Regions from separate parts of the Homo sapiens genome. Here region 1 is linked to region 2. A link is an interaction called in ENCODE POLR2A ChIA-PET data of the cell type or tissue named here. Cell type or tissue: Panc1. All regions are shown on one strand.

Region 1 (2,500 bases), 220 kb before region 2:
TCGCCTGCACTGGTGAGAAACTACTGCTTTCCGTGTCTCTAGAAATTCAATTCTTAATAAGAGAGGCAGTGGGGGAATACACAGACTGTGGTTCAAGTCAGACCATGTAGGTTAGACTTCTGGCTCCACCTCTTTCATACCCTATGATCTTAAGTGAGATCCTTAATTGCTTCATGCCCCAGCTTGCCTTCTGTAAAATGAGGATATTAACAGCATCTCCCTCACTGGGTTGTTGTGAAAACCAATGGAATGTAGACATGTAAGAGCTTAGAAAGAGTGCCTGGTACACAGTGAATGCTACATATGTCATAGCTATTAAATGGATTTAGGGTTGTCAACTTTTAAGAAATAGATTTGGGTGGATGACCTTGGCAGGCACTGCTAATCAATCAAAGCTCAGTGTCCTAACCCTTCTTCAGGTAGTGGACCACAGCCCATACCAGAGTGGCCCCAGGCTCCCAAGCCCTCTTGGAAGCTAGGAATCCACTCTGACAAAAGCACTGAGGCTAGACAAATGGCTGCAGGAACAGTTTGGGCCTCGCTGAATTCCACTCCACGACACCTCTCCTAGGAGGTATAGGGAGAGCTTAGGACGCACAGCGTGAGACCTGGGACCACCTCCAGCACAGCAAGCTCTTGAAGTCACTGGCCTGGTACCCCAAAAGAACAATATCCCACTGTCCCCTATTGAACTCCGGGTACCCCTCTATCTCTCTTATTGCCTACTAACTCTTCCTTGGAAAGGGATTAATAAACCACATAGCTGGAGCAGGCAACACCCCCAGCCCACCCCTACTGCCACTGGAGGTCTTGTTTGACTGTGAACATCCAAGCGCTTTACACCATTCCAGGTGGCATCGCAGTGGGGACAATGGGTCAAATGCTAAAATATGTACTGAAGTCCAATGACTGATCCTTTCTGAAGCCCTGAGTTCATCAGGGCCACTGTGGATGAATTCTGTTTAGGGCATGGCTCCCTATTCAGCACCTGTGTACACCCTGAGTAGGAGAGTAATTTGGAATAAACCTGCCACATGGAGGGCGAGGTGTCAAAGAACCTGCTCTTATTCTTGGTGGAGAAGAGAAACGGCCCTGGAGAAATGGAAAGGAGACGGGATTCCTCAAGCTTCAGAGCCTGGGCCCAATGAAGTCAGGAGTAAGGAGAAGAGGCTGTGCCCCCTCAGACATTCATGGGGTGGGAGGGGGCACCCTGGAGGCTTAGTAGGCTGGTGCTGTGCACCTCACCCAGGCCAGCTTCGCAGATGGTCAGAGACAATCATTCAAACCCCATTCACACCAACCCTCCTCATATTGGAGATTAGACATCCCATTTCTCAGGTATCTTTTGAGCTGAAAATACCATCCTTCCCTCTGTACTTAGCCCCCTGTGCTGGGCCATAACTTTCCCTTGTACCATGAATGGAGATTAAATTAACAAGAGCGTTTTATTGCTTGCTTTGCCTGTTTTTTTTTTCCTCCTAATTGACAACTTCCACTTCTGTAGCGTCTTAATGTTCCAAAACATCTGTTTGTGAACCAGCATCATCAGGGATGCTAGCACAGCCCAAGAATAGGATTTCCTAATTAGCAGCTGCTACAGAGTCAACTCCTTGCCACCCCCCACTCCCTGCCAGTGATTTGGGGCTTTTCAGTTTGCATTGTTTCTGAGCAGTGGAGTGAGTAGGAGCATACAGGGAGTGTGCTGTCTTATCCAAAGAGGTAATTTCCTCCTGGAGGGTCCACCCCACCCCCACACCTCAGCCTCAACCCCCGCAGCGGGCCAAATGACAAGCGCTGCCAGCTACAAGCTTCTGGGGCACACAATTGAAGAACAAGCCCTTTATTTTCTTTTCCCTCCATTTGGATTCAGATTTCACTAACATCTATTTAGGGCTTACCACGTGCTAAACATTTTCACATGCATTATCTCATTAATACCCTGTCAAGCGGGTATTATTATCCTCATATAGCACATGGGGAAACTGAGGGTCAGAAAGATTAAGTGATTGTTCCAGGTCACGCACTCACTAGCAGTACAGACACAGTCTGAACCTAGGGCTCATTCCATCACACTCCAGCTTATTCCATGAGGCTTTAAGGCACTGGCCAAAAGAACAGAGCCAAAAAAAAAAAAAACAACAAAAAAAAACAAGTCCCCCACAAAAAGCCAAACTGCAGCTTGAAACACAACTGTGCTGACCTTGTTTCTCTCTAAGAGGAATGAAATGGTGCCTATCACACGGGCTTTGGAATCAGACAGACTTGATTTGACAACAGCTGCACATTATTAGCTGGAAGACTGAGCAAGAGGACTTCTAGATCAGCTTCTAACTCAGAGAGGATTTTTACGCATAACGAAAAGAATAAGAGAGAAAGAGTGGAGCCATAACGGAGAATGAGCTTGAGGAACAAGAAAAGTCTGTTTTTGATATGTGACGTTTGGGGTGATGTTACAACTTCCAAGGGAAAATGTCTGGCAGACAGTTAAAGATTTGGGACC
Region 2 (2,500 bases):
AGAGAAAACAATTTCCACAAAAATTTTATTAATGAAATTCAAACTATGATAATAATAATGCATAACTTTTCACCATACAGTTCTACTAATGAAAACGCTGGAATTCTCTTTTATAGGGCTTCAAAATTAGCATTCCCTATCATTAAAATCAATTGTAAATGTATGTTAATGCTGATCTGCAATGAGATTTTATGCATTTCATCTTTGAAACCGTCTTGTCACAAAGACAGATACTGATATCAATCCATGAAAATGTGATTTTATCAAGCATTATTCACCACTTGGAAGGCATTTACAGAAAATTTTATTAGATCCCTGATATTTGCCTTTTATCATGTATTACACTGGACATTAACTACTTCCAATTAAAGAGTAGGCAGAGTTGCACAATTAAGTGGATTCTGAAATATGAAAACTTTCTTTGCACTTGCATCAAGGTCCAAAATCTGACGAAATTGTAGTTTGAGCTTGGAAAATACATCCACTGCCTATTTGTGTGAGAGTGGAGATTTTGCTTCTTGTTCTAACTGATAGCATAGGAAGTACATAAAACAGCATTTTGTGATTCAATATTAGGTGCTGTCAAGATAACTTTATCATGGGAGAAATTTCACATATAAACACTGGTTTCCCTTGTAATAACAGGCTGAATTTATTAAGAAACATTTTCAAGTCTTCAGCAGAAGCTAATTTCTAAAGCTATTCTTCAGTGATTGAGATTGGTGATATTAATTCAGAAAAAGTTTAATTTTGGCTTTACATTCAAAAGCTCCCAATAAGACTTTACCACTTCTAAGATATTAAACTGCTATATAATAGAGTAAATCAGAACATTCAGCTTCCATAGCTGACAGAAATTCATGGAACACTGATAATGGTTAAGCCCACCAGAGCAAATGAAGTTCACTATTGACACTATTGGTTCAATGACACATAATGTATTCAAATGTTTCTCACAAAGTACTGGTCACAAATACTAACATGAAAGGCCATAAACTTTAAATGCTTTGTATTTCTCAAGCTTTGTAAATTAGTTCAACTAAACTATTCTGTTCCACATGTATTTTTTTTCCCACCATTCGCTGTAACACAACTTAGCAGATCCACTTCAGTTTATATTAAAATGTTTTGTCAAGTTCTTTACTCATTTTTTTGAAAACATCTTGACATTTAAGTTGCATACCATTCCATTCATCCATTTAAAGTGTATAATTCCATTTTGAAACTATTCTTGCCTATAGTTGTTGCACAGAGATGAATTCTTTAGTCACTTCAAACCTAGTATTGACTTCTTGAGTAAATAACAGGGTAATATTGTAGTATAAGAAATATATATTTAGGCTGGGCACGGTGGCCCACGCCTGTAATCCCAGGACTTTGGGAAGCCAAGACGGGTGGGTCATCTGAGGTGAGGAGTTCGAGACCAGCCTGGCCAACATGGTGGAACCCTGTCTCTACTACAAATACAAAAATTAGCCGGGTGTGGTGGCATGCACCTGTAATCCCAGGTACTCAGGAGGCTGGGGCAGGAGAATCACTTGAACCCGGGAGACTGAGGTTGCAGTGAGCCAAGATTGTGCCACTGCACTCCAGCCTAGGAAATAGAGTAAGACTCTGTCTCAAAAAAAAAAAAGAAATATACATTCAATTTTTGTCCCCAGGTCCAGACAAAGAGCTCCTAAAACTCTAGTAATTTCCTGAGTGATCGGGGTGATAAAAGCATCTTTTGTTCTAATATTTGGTCTTTGTCCCTGATTCCTGACAGAGCTCCTAAAATCCTTTCAATTTCCTGAGTGATAGCAGTGTCTTTTATTCCTGACACAGAACTCCTGAAACCCTAGGGATTTCCTGGGTGATAGAAGCCTCTTTCGTTCTAATGAGGCGATCTTTCTGGGACCCTAGATAGCTTCAGGATAGGGGCTGGTCACCAGAAAGACAAGGCCTTGAGTAGAAGCCTAGAAATTTCAGCCCCATTCTCCTCAACCTCCAGGAAGGGAAGAAGGGCTAGAAACTGAGTTAATAATCAATCCATCATGCCTACATTACTAACCTCCATAAAAGCCCCTAAGTAATGAGGTTCTGAGAGCTTCTGGGTTGGTGAACACATCCAAGTGCCAGGATGGTGGCACACCCTAAATCCACAAGACAGAAGCTCCGGTACTTGGGACCCTTCCAGACCTTGTCCTGTGGACCCTCTTCATCTGGCTGTACAACTGAATCCTTTGTAATAAAATGGTAAATGTAAGTAAAGCACTTTCCTGGGTTCTGTAAACTGTTATAGCAAATTATCCAAACTCCCTCCCCCCATGATTTATAGCCAGTTGGTCAGAAGTACAAGAGGCCTAAACTTGTGATTGGCATCCGAAGAGGGGGCAGCCTTGTGGGACTGAGCCCTTAACTTGCAGGATCTGATGCTAACTCCAAGTAGTTAGTGTCAGCATTTAATTAAACTGTATAATAGGACAGCCGGCTGGTGTCCAAAGAGTTGGAGAAGTGTTTG

The links. ChIA-PET counts read pairs that join two places held together with the same protein. Peaks named below come from ENCODE experiments on the same cell type or tissue, not always from the same donor. Only the 100,000 strongest peaks of a DNase experiment are listed, where the experiment ranks them.
Region 1: POLR2A ChIA-PET joins it to region 2 with 13 read pairs; 2 of 35 experiments call an interaction of 5 or more read pairs at or near these places.

What each region holds. Positions count from the first base shown.
Region 1 is chr3:125,037,714-125,040,213 of GRCh38, forward strand. The region is part of intron 1 of HEG1 (heart development protein with EGF like domains 1); the gene reads right to left. Among named protein-coding and RNA genes, the nearest start is that of HEG1, 17 kb to the right of the region's middle. In Panc1, no CTCF peak of the experiment used is centred here; no DNase peak of the experiment used is centred here; H3K27ac peaks cover 1,596 bases.
Region 2 is chr3:125,261,930-125,264,429 of GRCh38, forward strand. The region is part of intron 7 of ZNF148 (zinc finger protein 148); the gene reads right to left. Among named protein-coding and RNA genes, the nearest start is that of SLC12A8, 50 kb to the left of the region's middle. In Panc1, no CTCF peak of the experiment used is centred here; no DNase peak of the experiment used is centred here.